2 separate regions of the Homo sapiens genome follow, and region 2 is linked to region 1. A link is an interaction called in ENCODE POLR2A ChIA-PET data of the cell type or tissue named here. Cell type or tissue: Panc1. All regions are shown on one strand. Links, peaks and the distances in the headings refer to the core of each region. The heading gives the core; the rest is flanking DNA. Region 1 overlaps CCDC62 (coiled-coil domain containing 62). Region 2 overlaps CLIP1 (CAP-Gly domain containing linker protein 1).

Evidence for each region. ChIA-PET counts read pairs that join two places held together with the same protein. Peaks named below come from ENCODE experiments on the same cell type or tissue, not always from the same donor. Only the 100,000 strongest peaks of a DNase experiment are listed, where the experiment ranks them.
Region 2: POLR2A ChIA-PET joins it to region 1 with 8 read pairs; 2 of 35 experiments call an interaction of 5 or more read pairs at or near these places.

The regions. Positions count from the first base shown.
Region 1 is chr12:122,778,175-122,787,181 of GRCh38, reverse strand. CCDC62 (coiled-coil domain containing 62) reads right to left here. Exons shown (of 13, transcript NM_201435.5): 3 at 5,852-6,018; 4 at 1,362-1,463. Among named protein-coding and RNA genes, the nearest start is that of CCDC62, 8.1 kb to the right of the region's middle. In Panc1, for the core only: no CTCF peak of the experiment used is centred there; no DNase peak of the experiment used is centred there.
Region 2 is chr12:122,410,036-122,419,042 of GRCh38, reverse strand. All of the region lies in intron 1 of CLIP1 (CAP-Gly domain containing linker protein 1), which reads left to right. Among named protein-coding and RNA genes, the nearest start is that of CLIP1, 8.1 kb to the left of the region's middle. RefSeq lists enhancers at 2,688-2,807, 2,848-2,907. In Panc1, for the core only: no CTCF peak of the experiment used is centred there; no DNase peak of the experiment used is centred there; H3K27ac peaks cover 505 bases.

The sequences.
Region 1 (9,007 bases), core at 2,681-5,180:
GCCACGGCACCCGGCCTCCAGGAGCACAGCCTTCCTAACGCACCCACTGTTTTAATGGTGGGGAAATGCCTTGGCAGCACCTTCAGACATACCTATAGCTTTGCCAGAGTTTGCTATGATGGAAACCAGAGAGGTTGTTGAAGCCACTAAACTGTCTGCTACTTGACTAAAGACATGACTGTAGATTTTAATATTTTCTCTTTAATTTAATTTAATTTTTTTTTGAGACGGAGTCTCGCTGTCACCCAGGCTGGAGTGCAGTGGCGCGATTTCGGCTCACTGCAAGCTCCGCCTCCCAGGTTCATGCCATTTTCCTGCCTCAGCCTCCCGAGTAGCTGGGACTACAGGCGCCCGCCACCTCGCCCGGGGAATTTTTTGTATTTTTAGTAGAGACGGGGTTTCACCGTGTTAGCCAGGATGGTCTCGATCTCCTGACCTCGTGATCTGCCCGCCTCGGCCTCCCAAAGTGCTGGGATTACAGGCGTGAGCCACCGTGCCCGGCCTTTCTCTTTAATTTTAACAGCACTTGCCCCAATCACTTGAAAACAATGTGCTGAGAAAAATCACATATTTATTAGCGTGAGCATTTCATTATACCAACATTGTTCCCTTAAATACCAATTGTCAATGACATGTGTAACAGCAGGAGAGTGTGTATCGTTGTATATTGCATGTTAGTGACTACATCAACTGCTTGATTGCAGATGGTTTTTCTCTCCATTAAAAAAACCTCTGGCTGAGCGCGGTGGCTCACGCCTGTAATCCCAGCACTTTGGGAGGCCGAGGCGGGCGGATCACGAGGTCAGGAGATCGAGACCATCCTGGCTAACACGGTGAAACCCCGTCTCTACTAAAAATACAAAAAAATTAGCCGGGTGTGGTGGCGGGCGCCTGTAGTCCCAGCTACTCAAGAGGCTGAGGCAGGAGAATGGCGTGAACCTGGGAGGCGGAGCTTGCAGCGAGCTGAGACGGAGCCACTGCACTCCAGCCTGGGCCACAGAGCGAGACTCCGTCTCAAAACAAAACAAAACAAAAAAAACCTCTCAAGCAATCTAATGGCCCATAACTCTATGAGACCTAATAATGGATACCCGGGGAGAAAACAAGTTAATTCAGACCTGCCAGCCCACAGAATGGGCCTTGGAGACAGAAGACCAGAAGCAGAGTCCTGCCTCCTTTCTTCATGCCTTGGGAACATCATTTTAAACTTGTTTCCCTCATTTCTAAATGGGCGTTTTAAAAAACAAGAGCAACGTTGGTAGCTTCACATTTCTGGGATCCTAGCGACTTAGGTAAGATAATGAATATGGATATAACTACCAAGCACTCTGGCAAATGGAGGAATTCTTATTTTTGATTACCTTTAGCTTTATCATTGTCGTAAGAGCTTGTTCTCGAGCTTGTAGCTGTCCTACCTGGGCAGAAAGTTCCACTAACGTGTTGCTGAGAGTTTCGTTTCTAGCCTACAAGAAAACAACACAGATGATACTGCTTGAGTCCTTTTAAAGCTTTCACTACTCTTGCTAGCCACAATCTGCGCTTACTTCTCTATTTTGTTTTTTCCTTGTTTAACTCGTTAGTAACAAAAAAGAGTTGGTAATGGAGTGGGCTAATAAAGCCTACATTGTTTTAGTAATGAAGTGGCCTAAGAAAGCAGTCATCAAAAAGGAATACAAATATATATTTCTCTATTAATTCTACCATCCTCTCAGTACTTGTATTTGCCCTATTGAATTATGTTGGTGATGCTTGTAAACATGTCTATTTCCTAGTATCTTTTATGTGTAATTTTAGGTTGGGAAGAGGCAAGAAAATGAATGAATGAGAACTGTATTAGTAAGAGATTTCCTTTGTTGAAATAAAGTAGCATTAGTGAATTGTGTGAATTTAAAAAATATTCTTTGTCGAAAGAACTTCATACTGGGGTATTCCTACTCAACAATTATTTAAAAAAACACATAGTGCTATGTCGGATATAATTATTATGTATACAATCTATTTACTAGTTGAGAAAAATAACCATCAGGCTTTTTATTTTTTGAGACTGAGTCTCACTCTGTCGCCCAGGCTGGAGTGCAGTGGTGGGATGACCTCGGCTCACTGCAACCTCTGCCTCCTGGATTCAAGTGATTCTCCTGCTTCAGCCTCTGAAGTAGCTGGGATTACAGGCACACAACACTACGCCTGGCTAATTTTTGTATTTTTAGTAGAAACAGGGTTTCGCCACGTTGGCCGGGCTGGTCTCGAACTCTTGACTTCGGGTGATCTGCCCGCCTTGACCTCCCAAAGTGCTGGGATTACAGGCGAGCCACTGCACCTGGCCTTTTGTTTTTGTTTTTGTTTTAAAGAGATAGGACCTCACTCTGTCACCCAGGCTGGAGTGCAGTGGTGCACTCATAGCTCATAGTAACCTTGAACTCCTGGGCTCAAGCAGTCCTCCCACCTCAGTGTCCCGAGTAGCTGGGACTACAGGTTCTCACCATTATGCCCAGTTAATTTTTATTTTTGTATTTTTTGTAGAGAGGGTCTCGCTATGTTGCCCAGGCTGGTCTTGAACTCCTGGCCTTAAGCGATCCTCCCACCTTGGCCTCCCAAAGTGCTAAGATTACAGGCATCAGCCACTGCACCCAGCCTAATTATTATTATTATTATCATTATTTTTGAGACGGAGTCTCGCTCTGTTGCCAGGCTGGAGTGCAGTGGCGTGGTCTTGGCTCACTACAACCTCTGCCTCCTGGGTTCAAGTGATTCTCCTGCCTCAGCCTCCCAAGTAGCTGGGATTACAGGCACGTGCCACCATGCCCAGCTGATTTTTGTATTTTTAGTAGAGATGGGGTTTCACCATGTTGGTCAGGCTGGTCTCGAACTCCTGACCTCGTGATCCACCCGCCTTGGCCTCCCAAGGTACTGGGATTACAGGCATGAGCCACCGCGCCCGGCCTCCCAGCCTATTTAGACTTTTAAAAAGATATCTTTAGGAGGAAATTTAAATGTGTGTTACTAAGTGAAAAAAGGCAATCTGAAAAGGCTATATACTGTAGGATTCCAAGCATATGACATTGTGGAAAAGGCAAAACTATGGAGGCGGTAAAAAGATTCGTGTGACCAGGGGTGAGGGGGAGGAAGGGATGAAGGGTAGATCACAGAGGATTTTTAGGACAGTGAAACTATTCTGTACATACTATAATATAGTAGAGGATATGTGTCATTACACATCTGTCAAAACCCCATAGAATGTAAACACAAAGAGTGACCCCTAATGTTAACTGTAATCTTTAGGTGACAATGAGGTATCCATGAAGATTCACCAATTATAAGAAATGCACCACCCCGGTGTGGAGGTCGATCGTGGGGAAGGCTGGGTGTGTGGATACAGAGTGTGTATGAGAACTCTCTCTACTTTCTGCTCAATTTTGCTGTGAACCTAAAAATGCACTAAATAAATAAAGTGTATTAGTTAAAAAAGATCTCTTCCACTTTTTCATGCAACATAATCAGTAGATATTCTAGAATAGTTTTTACTTATTTTATAGCTAGAAACTATCTAGAATAGTATTCTTTTAAAAACCATAAAATAAAAATCTATACTATTATGAATAAAGACTCATTATATTACCAAGACGTATATGAAATATCACTAAGAAATAAAAGAATGGGGCCAGGCGCGGTGGCTCACACCTGTAATCCCAGCACTTTGGGAGGCCGAGGCGGGCAGATCACGAGGTCAGGAGATCGAAACCATCCTGGCTAACACGGTGAAACCCCGTCTCTACTAAAATACAAAAAATTAGCCGGGCGTGGTGGCGGGCGCCTGTAGTCCCAGCTACTAGGGAGGCTGAGGCAGGAGAATAGTGTGAACCCGGGAGGCGGAGCTTGCAGTGAGCCGAGGTGGCACCACTGCACTCCAGCCTGGGCGACAGAACGAGACTCCGTCTCAGGAAAAAAAAAAAAAAAGAATGAAGGATATAACAAATAAACAAGCTGGCTTTCTGCACCTCTTATAAGCATGAACTCAAAAAATATCTGATGACTGACCAGTTAGAAGAGAAAACCAAAAAAATCCATCTTTTTTTTTGACAAGGAGTCTCGCTCTTTCCCCCAGGCTGGAGTGCAGTGGTGCGATCTCGGCTCACTGCAACCTCTGCCTCTCAGGTTCAATTGACTCTCCTACCTCAGCCTCCTGAGTAGTTGGGACTACAGGTGCCCACCACCACACCTGGTTAATTTTTGAATTTTTAGTAGAGACGGGGTTTCACCATGTTGGCCAGGCTGATCTCAGACTTTGGACCTCAAGTCACCGCCCACCTCGGCCTCCCAAAGTGCTGGGATTATAGGTGTGAGCCACCATGCCGGGCTCAAAAAACCAGTCTTACAGTTTTTATTCCCAATATGCCACTAACATTATGAGATAAGACACAATAATTGGCTGGGCACAGTGGCTCACACCTGTAATCCCAGCACTTTGGGAGGCTGAGGCGGGCGGATCACCTGAGGTCGGGCGTTGGAGACCAGCCTGGCCAACATGGAGAAACTCCGTCTCTACTAAAAATACAAAATTAGCTGGGCATAGTGGTGCATGCCTGTAATCCCAGCTACTCGGGGGAGTGAGGCAAGAGAATTGTTTGAACCCAGGAGGCAGAGGTTATGGTGAGCCGAGATCGTGCCATTGCACTTCAGCCTGGGCAACAAGAGTGAAACTCCATCTCAAAAAAAACACACAATAATTTAGAAAACATCATTGAGGCTACCAAAACTTGATTATACCCTCTCATCTTTGAGGAAAGCTTTCTAAAATAACTCATTGTTGATTAAATGGTAGATGCTACTAAACCAAATGGCATAACGGTTAAAAAGCGTTGTACTGAAGCTCAATCTCTAAGACAGGATAATGCCGTGCAGCTAACCAAAACTGTAGGAGAAACACAAAACTACAAGGGGTGGATGAGTGTAGATACCTTCGTACACACACGTATGCATTTTTGCATTGGTTGCTTGCTGTTGTTGTTTTTTGTTGAGATGAGGTCTCACTATGTTGCCCAGGCTGGACTTGGACTCCTGGGCCCAAGCAATGTTTCTGCCTCAGCCTCCCCAGAGGCTGGGACTACAGGCGTACACCACTGTGCTTGGCTTACATACGCTTTTTTTTTTTTTTTTTTGTCACCCAGGCTGGGGTGTAGTGGCACAATCACAGCTTACTGCAGCCTTGACCTCCTGGGCTCAAGTGATCCTCCTGCCTCAGCCTCCCAAGTAGCTGGGACCACAGCAGTGCACCCCCACACCCAGCTCATTTTTGTATTTCTTCTTTTTATAGAGACAGGCATTTGCCATGTTGCCAAGCCTGGTCGTGAATTCCTGGGCTCAAGCAATCCTCCCACCTCAGCCTCCCAAACAAAGAGCTGGGATAACAGGCATGAGCCACCAAGCCACTGTGCCCAGCCTCACATGCATTTTTAATGAAACATTTAAATCTAATTTTTCTTTTTTCTTTTTTTTTTTGAGACAGAGTTTCGCTCTTGTTGCCCGGACTGGAGTGCAATGGCGCGATCTTGGCTCACCGCAACCTCCACCTCCCGGGTTCAAACGATTCTCCTGCCTCAGCCTCCTGAGTAGCTGGGACTACAGGCGTGTGCCACCACGCCCGGCTAATTTTGTATTTTTAGTAGAGATGGGGTTTCTCCACGCTGGCCAGGCTGGTCTCGAACTCCTGACCTCAGGTGATCCACCTGCCTCGGCCTCCCAAAGTGTTGGCATTACAGGAGTGAGCCACCGTGCCCGGTCAAATCTAATTTTTCAATAACTGAAACACAAAGGGAATTTGGACTAGTGAAGCTTATCAAAAACTAATCCCAACCTCAAGGTCTTCAGAGAGAAGAGAAGAATGCGTTGCCTTTTGAGCCATTTCCTGAAGCTGTAGTTGGGTCTTTTGGAGAGCTGTTTGGCATTCCATTTGATTGGATTCAAGAGCTTTTACCTTCTTCGTGAGTGACCTGATTATTTCAGTTCTTTTATGTAGTTCACCTGAGGGAAGTTCATCAATAATTTGTAGTCACACCTTCAGCTTAAAAGGCATTATTTTCAAAATGGGTGGTTAAAAGGTAAAAATGTGGTAGAGAATTTTTAAAAAGACAATCTTCTTTTAAAACCTTTTATTATGAAATGCACAATATCACACCTAATCAAGAAACAGAACTGTGAGCAATTGGAAGCCTCTGGAGGTCACTTCCCGAACATAATCACTCCAGTTTCCGCGTTCCCAACCATGACCCTGATCTTAGAGTAATCACTTCCTTGCTTTCCATTACAGTTTTACCAGTGACCGCATGCCTCAAAATTATAGCTTAATTTGAACCATATAAAAATGGAATCATATTCTGACAATTCTTCTGTTTGCTTTTTTTGCTTAAGATAATGATTCTGAGATTCACTCAGTTGTGTGTAACTTGTGTTTGTGCACTAACATTGCTAGGTAATATTCCACTGAATGATTACGCCAAAGCTTATTTCTATTTTTTATTTTATTTTATTTTATTTTATTTTATTTTATTTTATTTTATTTTATTTTATTTTTGAGACAGAGTCTTGCTCTGTTGTCCAGGCTGGAGTGCAGTGGTGCGATCTCGGCTCACTGCAAGCTCTGCCTCCTGGGTTCACGCCATTCTCCTGCCTCAGCCTCCCGAGTAGCTGGGACTACAGGTGCCTGCCACCACGCCTGGCTAATTTTTTTGTATTTTTAGTAGAGACGGGGTTTCACCGTGTTAGCCAGGATGGTCTTGATCTCCTGACCTCGTGATCAGCCCACCTCGGCCTCCCAAAGTGCTGGGATTACAGGCGTGAGCCACCATGCCCGGCCTTCTTTTTTTTTTTTTTCGTTGAGACGGAGCCTCCCTCTGTTGCCCAGGCTGGAGGGCAACGGCACGATCTCGGCTTACTGCAACCTCCACCTCCTGGGTTCAAGCGATTCTTCTGCCTCAGCCTCCCAAGTAGCTGGGATTACGGGCGAGCACCACCATGTCTGGCTATTTTTTTGTATTTTTAGTAGAGATGGGGTTTCACCATATTGGCCAGGATGGTCTTGATCTCCTGACCCCATGATTCATCCTCCTCAGCCTCCCAAAGTGCTGGGATTACAGGCGTGAGCCACCGTACCTGGCCTACCAAAGCTTATTTCTAATATTGATGGTCATTTAGGTTATTTCCACTTTGCAGCTATGATAAACAATGCTGCTCTGAATATTCTTTTACATGCATCTTTTTTTTTTTTTTTTTTTTTTTTTGAGACAGAGTCTCGCTCTGTAGCCCAGGCTGGAGTGCAGTGGTGTGATCTCAGCTCACTGCAACCTCCACCTCCCAAGTTCAAGCAATTCTTCTGCCTTAGCCTCCCAAGTAGCTGGGATTACAGGCATGAGCCAGCACACCCTGCTAATTTTTGTATTTTTAGTAGAGACAGGGTTTCACCATGTTGGCCAGGTTGGCCTCGAACCCTTGACCTCAGGTGATTCGCCTGACTCGGCCTCCCAAAGTGCTAGGATTACAGATGTGAGCCACAGCGCCAGGCCTTTTTACATGCATCTGGGTGCATATTTTCAAGAGTTTCTTGAGAGCCTTGCTTCTCAAAATGTGGTCCCTGGACCAGCAGCGGCAGTGGCATCGCCTAGGATGCCTGTTAGAAATGCAGACCCTTGGGCCCCAGACCTATTGTATCAGAATCTAAATTTTAACAAGACCCTTAGGTGATTCATGTGTCTATTAAAGGGTGAGAATATTCCTAGAAGTGGCTTTGCTGGGCTGTAGGATATGCACACCTTCAGCTTCACTAGATGCTGCCAAATGATTTTGCACACTAGCAGTGACAACTGACTCCCACCAGCAGCGTCTCAGCTTTCCCTTGGTGCCATACTTTACCAACACCTGATAATTTCTGCCAGGCTGGTAAAGGTAAAATAGTATCTCAATTTGGTTTTCATTTGCATTTCCCTAACTACTAATGAGAACAGGAAACTTTTAATATATTTATTGGCCATTCAATTTTCCTCTTTCCATGAGGTGCCTATTCAAATCTTGCTCATTTTAAAATCAAATACTGATGGCTACATATAATGTGGGTTATATATGTTATATGTGTTATCTTTGTTCTTTAACATGTCTATATAAGAGCTATAAGATGTTATACTGCATTTAATGAGCAACCATTTTAAACACTGTGTGTATATACGTGTGTGGGTGTGGTCAGAGTAAAATCAGATGGTCATCAAAGAAACGAAAAAATCATATATTTGGGTTTTTTGTTTGTTTCTTTCTTTGTTTTGACGGAGTCTCGCTCTGTCGCCCAGGATGGAGTGCAGTGGCGCAATCTTGGCTCACTGCAACCTCCACCTCCCAGGTTCAAGCAATTCTCCTGCCTCAGCCTCCTGAGTAGCTGGGACTACAGGCGCCCACCACCATGCCCCGCTAATTTTTGTATTTCTAGTAGAGACGAGGTACACCATGTTGGCTGGGCTGGTATTGAACTCCTGACCTCAAGTGATCCGCCTGCCTCAGCCTCCCAAAGTGCTGGGATTACAGGCATGAGCCACCGCACCCCACCAAAAATGACAGATTTGGATTGTCACATTTACAGAATCCTTTGAGTAATGTTAAGTAAAAAAAGGTTATCTTTCTATTATACAGATCTAGTGTTTTCTCCTCTAATGCATTCTACTAACAATCTAGAGTCAATGGAACATTCAGATTTAGGGCAGCACTAAAGGAATGACAGAATTAAAATATGGTGTCAAATAAACTTTTTGCAACCATTTTTGAGACAGCTATAATTTTTTTTTTTTTTTTTTGGGACAGGGTCTTGTTCTGTCCCACAGGCTGGAGTGCAGTGGCGCAATCTTGGCTCACTGCAACCTCCGCCTCCTGGGTTCAAGCGATTCTCGTGCCTCTGCCTCCCGAGTAGCTGAGATTACAGGTGTGCATCACCATGCCCAGTTAACTTTTTGTATTTTTAGTAGAAATGGGGTTT
Region 2 (9,007 bases), core at 3,024-5,523, 370 kb after region 1:
TTTTATAGAAGTCAAACCAAAGGAAAAAACAGAAGGTAGTATAGTAAAGTCACAGGGAGAGGGTTTAATATTTGTTAACATTACAAGAGAATTTTGTCTATATATTAACTAAATCGAGACTTTCACTTTGTATGACTTTTCACTATCCAAATAATCAGCTTCTTTCTTCTCTGAGAGGTCAAATGTGTTTTTCTCTGATATGAAGAGTAGACAATGTTTATTAGTCATAGCAAGCCTGTAGTTCTCCTTTGCAGTATTTTTATTTTATTTTATTTTTTTAGACACAGGGTCTCGCTCTGTCACGCAGGCTGGAGTGCAGTGGCACAATCGTAGTTCACTACAGCCTTGAACTCCCTCCTGGGCTCAAGCAGTCCTCCCACTTCAGCCTCCTGAGTAGCTAGGACTACAGGTGCATGCTATCATGCCTGGCTAATTAAAAAAATTTTTTTTCCTGTAGAGATGAGGTCTTGCTATGTTTCCCAAGCTGGTCTTGAACTCCTAGGCTCAAACAATCCTCCTAACTTGGCCTCCCAAAGTGCTGGGATTACAGGCATGAGCCACCGTGCCCAGCCCCACTATCCAAATAATCAATTTCTTTCCTTTTCTTGTAGAAATGAGATGGAAGGTCAAGTGTGTTTTTCTTTGATATGAAGAGTAGACAGTGTTGTTTATTATGGCAAATCTATAGTTCTCTTTTGCAGTATTTTTGAACTGTGACAGCATCCCTAAAGGCAGCTTGATGAGCTATGGTATACCTATCTGTGGGCTGTAATTAGATCTCATTTGGTATTCAGGCAACAAATATTTATTGAGCATGTACCGTGTGCCAGGTGCTGTTCTAGATGATGGTGATACAACAGTGAATAAAAGACAGAAATCCCTGTTATTCTCTTGGAACTTCCCTTCAAGTAGAGAAGGCAGACAATAAACAAAAAGTAAATTTATTGTATGTTAGGTGACACATGGCAAAGAAAAAACAATCAGAGAAGGGAAAGTATAAAGTACTAGGGGTAAGAGTTAGAAGAATGGAAATTTTACATAGGGCAGCAAGAGGAGACCTAGCTGGGAATGTGACTTTCGAGTAGAGACAGAAAGGAAGTGAAGGAATGTAGAGCCCAGAGAGAAAAACATCCTAGGGAGAAGGAAGGAGGAGGCAGGACATTGAAGACTTTCTAGGCTGTAGTCCTTAAAATATGTATTTGTTGAAATATTTAAAAATACAGAATAATTTGGCCGGGCGCGGTAGCTCACACCTGTAATCCCAGCACCTTGGGAGGCCGAGGTGGGTGGATCACGAGGTCAGGAGATTGAGACCATCCTGGCTAACGCAGTGAAACCCCGTCTCTACTAAAAATACAAAAAATTAGCCAGGCTTGGTGGCGGGTGCCTGTAGTCCCAGCTACTCAGGAGGCTGAGGCAGGAGAATGGTGTGAACCCAGGAGGTGGAGCTTGCAGTGAGCGGAGATCTCGCCACTGCACTCCAGCCTGGGCGACAGAGCGAGACTCCGTTTCAAAAAAAAAAAAAAAAAAAAGGCAGAATAATTTTATGCCTTTTTAAAAAATTGCTTTTGTTTTTTAGAGACAGAGTCTCACTCGGTCACCAGGCTGGAGTGCAGTGGCACAATTATAACTCACTATAGCCTTGGACTCCTGGACTCAAGCCGTCCTCCTGCCTCAGCCTCCCAAGTAGCTAGGAGGTGTGTACCACCACACACAGTAAGTTTTGTTTTGTTTTGTTTTGTTTTTAAGACAAAATCTTGTTTTTGTCCCCCAGGCTGGAGTGCAATGGAGCAATCCCAGCTCACTGCAACCTCCGTCTCCCAGGTTCAAGCGATTCTCCTGCCTCAGCCTCCAAGTAGCTGGGATTACAGGCACATGCCACCACACCTGGCTAATTTTTGTATTTTTAGTAGAGACGGGGTTTCACCATGTTGGCCAGGCTGATCTAACTCCTGACCCTCAGGTGATCTGCCTGCCTCAGCCTTCCAGAGTGCTGGGATTACAGGCATGAGCCACTGCGCCTGGCCCAGCAAATTTTTTTTTGGAACTCTTGGCCTCAAGAGATCCTCCCACCCAGACTGTTGGGATTACCGGTGTGATCCACCACACCTGGGCACCATGTTATTGTTATAATTATTTTTTGAGATGGAGTGTCGCTCTTGTTGCCCAGGCTGGAGTGCAATGGCGTGATCTCTGCTTACTGCAACCTCTGCCTCCTGGGTTCAAGCAATTCTTCTGCCTCAGCCTCCCAAGTAGCTGGGATTACAGGCATACACCACCACACCCGGCTAGTTTTATATTTTTAGTAGAGATGGGGTTTCACTGCGTTTGTCAGGCTGCTCTTGAACTCCTGACCTCAGGTGATCTACCCACTGCAGCTTCCCAAAGTGCTGGGATTACAGGTGTGAGCCACTGCTCTCGGCCACCATGTTATTTTTAATTAATTTTTTGAGAAGGGGTCTTGTTATATCGCCCAAGCTAGACTCAAATTCCTGAGCTTAAGTGATCCTCTCATCTCAACCTCCCCAGTAGCTGGGACTGTAGGCTTGTACTACTGTGCTGACTATGTCATGTTATTAATGATTTTGATGAAGATAAAGATATGGGGGAAAATGAGGCTCAAAGAATTTCCCTAATTTGCCTAAAAGTCCACACAGCTAGTGAATAGAAATTGAGCCCAGTTTAGGTTATTTTAAGTAATGTACAGAATACCTTGGCAATGGCACAAAGGCCAGCCCAGTACTTGATGTTCAGATGTGCTATTGAGTGTATACTTTCCTATTTCTATCCATCTGTTCAGGACTGTTCAGGACTTTTTTTTTCTATCACCCAGGCTGGAGAGCAGTGGCGCTATCTTGGCTCACTGCAACCTCTGCCTCCCGGGTTCAAGCGATTCTCTGCCTCAGCCTCCTGAGTAGCTGGGATTACAGGCGCCTGCCACCACGCCCAGATAGTTTTTGTGTTTTTAGTAGAGACAGGGTTTCACCATCTTGGCCAGGCTGGTCTTGAACTCCTGACCTCATGATGCACCCACCTCAGCCTCCCACAGTGCTGGGATTACAGGCATGAGCCACCGTGCCAGGCCCAGGATCTTGCTTAACTTTGGGAGGCCTGATAACTTGATATTGGTGTATATAGCTTTTTCCTGGAATTGCGCACCTTGTAACAAAGCCGTCCTTTTTAGTCTTAAAGTTTTATAGTTCAAAATCTATGGGTTTTTTTTTGAGATGGAGTCTCCCTCTGTCACTCAAGCTGGAGTGCAGTGGCACGATCTTAGCTCACTGCAACCTCTGCCTCCCGGGTTCAAGCAATTCTCCTGCCTCAGCCTCTTGAGTAGCTGGGATTACAGGCACACTCCACCACGCACGGCTGATTTTTGCATTTTTAGTAGAAACAGTGTTTCACCATTTTGGCCAGGTTGGTCTCAAACTCCTGACCTCAGGTGATCCACCCGCCTTGGCCTCCCAAAGTGGTGGGATTACAGGCGTGAGCCACTGTGCCTAGCCAAAATCTATGTTTAATAGAAAACTTTAGATAACACTTTTTTTTTTTTTTTTTTTTGAGATGGAGTCTCACTCTGTCGCCCAGGCTGGAGTGCAGTGGCGCCATCTCGGCTCACTGCAAGCTCCGCCTCCCAGGTTCACGGCATTCTCCTGCCTCAGCCTCCCGAGTAGCTGGGACTACAGGCGCCCGCCACCACACCCGGCTAATTTTTTTGTATTTTTAGTAGAGATGGGGTTTCACTGTGTTGGCCAGGATGGTCTTGATCTCCTGACCTCGTGATCCGCCCGCCTCTGCCTCCCAAAGTGCTGGGATTACAGGCGTGAGCCACTGCGCCCAGCCACTTTTCAATCTTAATTGGAAAGCAGTGTCAGTCGTCAGTATTTGCCAAGATACGAGTTTTTAGATAGCTGTTTAGGGAGGCTTTAAACTATTAACAGCGTCTTATGTTTTTTTAAAAAATTATTTATTATTATTATTTTTTGAGACAGAGTCTCACTCCGTCGCCGAGGCTGGAGTGTACTGGTGTAATCTTGACTCACTGCAGCCTCCACCTCCTGGGTTCAGAGGATTCTCATGCCTCAGCCTCCTGAGTAGCTGGGATTATAGGCATGCGCCACCATGCCCAGCTAATTTTTTTTTAGCATTTTTAATATACATAATGTGTTTCCCATATAGGCGGAACTCAAAGAATCCGTATGCTTTAAGTTGGCATTTGAGTTACAATGCACTCTTAAGGGAAACCATAATGACCGATGGTACTGTACAAGAATTTTGGGCTGGGCGTGGTGGCTCATGCCTGTAAATCCCAGCACTTTGGGAGGCCGAGGCGGGTGCATCACAAGGTCAAGAGATCAAGACCATCCTGGCCAACATGGTGAAACCCCGTCTCTTCTAAAAATACAAAAAATTAACCAGGCATGGTGGCAGGTGCCTGTAATCCCACCTACTTGGGAGACTGAGGCAGGAGAATCACTTGAACCTTTGAGGTGGAGGTTGCAGTGAGCTGAGATTGCGCCATTGCACTCCAGCCTGGGCAAAAAGATAGAAACTCCGTCTCAAAAAAGAAACAACAAAACAAAACAGATATTTGGCCAGGTGCAGTGGCTCATGTCTATAATCCCAGCACTTTGGGAGAGTAAGGCAGGAGGATCGCTTGAGTCCAGGAGTTTGAGATCAGCCTGGGCAACACATTGAGACTTCCGTCTCTACAAAAACTTAAAAAAACTAGCTGAATATGATGATACATGCCTGTAGTCCCACCTACTTGGGAGGCTGAGGCAGGAGGATCTCTTAAACCCAAGAAATCTGATCCCAGGAGGCTACAGTGAGCTGTGTTCACGCCACTGCACTCCAAGCTGGACAACAGAGTGAGACCCTGTCTCAAAAAAAACAAACAAACAAAAAACAAACCCCCAAAACCAAAGTACACATATTAAAGTGTACAATTCAATCAAAATTAAAAAATAAAAACAATTTCAAGGAAGAGTGACCTCTTCAGGTTTCAATCAAGGGAACAGAGGGAGACTTTTTTTGTTGCTTGTAGTTTGTCAGAGTGTAATTAGCCAACCTTGAATTTGGCTAGGACATCTGGGGTAATATCCTGGCCCTGGCACCAAGTACCAAGGAATCTTGGCCACAATGAGTAAAGAGCTTTTTTTTTTTTTCTTTTAATCTCCATATGGCACTTCCAGAAGGACATATTCCACTAGCACTAACTCAATGGGTGGGTCTACTTTTTAATTGTCTATTTATTGTGGTTCAGCAACAAAATCTTAAAAGTATGCTTTCAAAATCTCTCAAAAGAGGAAGTAGTCATATTACAGAATCCCTATTGGGAACCCTCCTTGGTGTCTCTTACCCTGGGGAAGTTTATTCTCATCCACCTCTTTGCAGGAATGCTAATGAGACTACAGGCAGACATTTTGCTGCCCTAATGTTTTCTATAAGCGTAAGCTCTAAAATACTTCCGACTTGAATTAAGCAGTTTGGTGTTTGTTTGCTCCTTTGCTTACTTATGTCTAAGTATGATTTGGATAGATCCCAGTTTAACTCTGCCCCTTTTTAACACTTAAAATTGCCGAGTCCTTGATTTATAATATCTTCTCCGAAGTTAAGGCCCAGAAGATCCAGATGTTCAGGGTGTGCAAATCATCCAAAACTTGGGTTTGATGTATAAAGGGAGGCAATATAATAAGTCTTTTTCCCCCCGATTCTAAAAATCCCTTCTTTTACTCAAGTATTGTAGTGAAATATTTGGCATATTCTCCCCCTCTTCTCAGGAAAGATAAGAGTCAGTAGGGATGTTTTCCTGAAAATCTTTTAATCAAGGCCTTTGACCTCTTGCCTCCTCTCTCTTCCTGATTTACCCCATATAATGACTTTTTATTAGAGACATTATGTTCTAATACCTTAAAGCAGGAAGGGACCTATTTAGACTTTTCCTTTCTAGACCGTAAATAAACTTTATAAGCAGGGTGATTTTTTTTATAGCCTAAGTGAAAGAAAACTTATTGCCTGGGTTTCTGAAAAGTGGGTGTCTTTATTACATGAAACCATGTGACTAGTTTCTGTTGAAAGGGATACGTAGCTTGCTTAGGTTGTCATCTTGAGAATCTAGTCAAGTTTAGATTTTAGAAAATGTTTTCCAGTGAAGTTTTTTTTAGGGTCTCAGGTTTATTTTTTTCTTTATGTATTAGTTTTAAGATGGGCTTTACATTTTAGTAACATAATGTTCTCTTCTTAAAATATGTAGGTTAATTGTATAAATTATAAAATTTGCATAGATACAAAAACACAGAAAAAAACAAATTATCCATGATGCTACTGCCCAGAGGAATCTTTTTGATACTTTAGAGTATGTACTTTGGTTTTTTTTTGTTTTTTAGAGACGGAGTCTCGCTCTGTCACCCAGGCTGGAGTGCAGTGGCGTGATCTTGACTCACTGCAACCTCCGCCTACCGAGTTCAAATGATTCTCCTGCCTCAGCCTCTTGAGTAGCTGAGATTACAAACACGTGCCACCTTGCCCGTCTAATTTTTGTATTTTTAGTAGAGACGGGGTTTCGCCATGTTGGCCAGGCTGGTCTCAAACTGATGACCTCATGAAATCCGCCCACCTCAGCCTTCCAAAGTGCTGGGATTACAGGGGTGAGCCACCACGCCTGGCCTCAGTCTTCTTATTAAAAAATTTTTTTGGCCAGGTGTGGTGGCTCACCCCTGTAATCCCAGCACTTTGGGAGGCTGAAGTGGATGGATCCCGTGAGCTCAGGGCAACATGGCAAAACTCCATTTCTACAAAAACAAAAGTTAGCCAGGGATGGTTGTGTACCTGTGGTCTCAGCTACTCAGGAGGCTGAGGTGGGAGGATTCCTTGAGCCCAGGAGGTTGAGGCTGCAGTAAGCCATGATTGTGCCATTGCACTCCAGCTTGGGTGTCAGAGTGAGAGCCTGTCTCTTAAAAAAAAAAAAAAAAAAAAAAAAGAAAATAACTGGTTGTAGATAGTAAGTAGGAAAACTGCTAAGTACACCAGTTTTTTAAAAAATAACAGCTTTATTGAGATATAATTCATATGCCATACAGTTTAGTAACTTAAAGTATACAATTCAGTGGTTTTTTAGTATATTCGCAGTTATGCACCCATCACCATTATCAGTTTTATTATATTTTCATTTTTTTTCCTTTTCTCCCATTTGGAAAAGTAAGTTTTAATATATTTTTGTCATCCCCAGAAGAAATCATGTATCCATTAGCAGTCACTCCTTATTTCTGCCAACTTTCCCAGCCCTAGGCAGGAGGCCAGGAGTTTGATGCCAGCCTGGGCAACATGGCAAATCTACTCTCGTCTCTACAGATTTGTTTATTCTGGACATTTCTTATAAAGGGAATCATACATTATGACTGGCTTCCTTCGCTTAACATAGTGTTTTCAGGGTTCCTCCATGTTGTGGCATGCATCTGCCCTTGATTCCTTTTTATGGTTGAGTAATATTCTGTTGTGTAGATATACCCCAATACCACATTGTGTCTCTTCATCACTTGATGAACCTTTGGATTGTTTCTACTTTTTGTCTCATGAATACTGCTGCTGTGAGCATTCATGTATAAATTTTTTGTTTTTGTTTTTGAGATGGAGTTTCGCCCTTGTCTCCCAGGCTGGAGTGCAATGGCGTGATCTCGGCTCATTGCAACCTCCACCTCCTGGGTTGAAGCAAATCTCCTGCCTCAGCCTCCCCAATAGCTGGGATTACAGGCGCCTGCCACCACACCCAGTTAATTTTTATAGTTTTAGTAGAGACAGGGTTTCGCCATGTTGCCTGGGCTTGTCTCAAACTCCTGACCTCAGGTGATCCGCCCACCTCAGCCTCCCAAAGTGCTGGGATTACAGGCGTAAGCCACTATGCCTGGCTCTTGTGTCTAATTTTTTGTGTAGACATATGCTTGCTTTTATGTTGGGCCTATACCTAAGAATGTTATAGAATTGCTGGGTCATATGCGAACTCTACCTTTTGAGGCAGTACAATACTGTTTTCCAAAGTGGTTGTACCACCAGCAATGAATGAGGTTCAGCTTGTCCAAATCCTCACCAGCACTTCTATGTCTTTTTGATTATAGTCATCCTAGTGAGTGTGCAGTGTGGTATCTCATCGTGATTTTGATTTGTATTTACCTGGTGGCTAGTAATATTGAACATCCTTTCATGTGCTTATTGGCCGTTTGTATAGCTTCTTTGGAGAAACAAACCTGTTATCTTTTTCTTTTTACCTTCAAAATATTACTTATAAGGCCGGATGTGGTGGCTCACGCCTGTAATCCCAGCACTTTGGGAGGCTGAGGTGGGCAGATCACTTGAGGTCAGGAGTTCGAGACCAGCCTGGCCAACATGGCAAAACCCTGTCTCTACTAAAAATACGAAAATTAGCTGGGTGTGGTGGCACGTGCCTGTAATCCCAGCTACTCGGGAGGCTGAGGCAGGAGAATCGCTTGAACCCAGGAGGTGGAGGTTGCAGTGAGCCGAGATTGCGCCACTGCACTCCAGCCTGAGTGACAGAGCGAGACTCCATCTCAAAAAAAAAAAAAAAAAAGTGTGTGTGTGTCTGTGTGTATATATATGTGTGTGTGTGTATACATAAATAAATATAACTTTACAAAGGCAAAGTATAGAACAATGGTATGTTACCATTTCGAATGAAAATGGTATACAAAAGAATGCCTTTATCTTTTAGTTTCTATATTTAGCAGATATTTATTAAGCATCTACTATAGGGAGGTACTAGCCCAGACACTGGGAAAGTTGAGTAAAACAGTCATGTGTCCTGCTCTCGAGGAAACTGTAGCTGTTAATGGATTGCAGATTAAGAGCAAGAAATGAGGCTAGGCATGGTGACTCATGCCTGTAATCCCAGCACTTTGGGAGGCTGAGGTGGGTGGATCACTTGAGGCCAGGAGTTCAAGACTAGCCTGGCCAACATAGCAAAACCCTGTCTCTACTAAAAATACAAAAAATT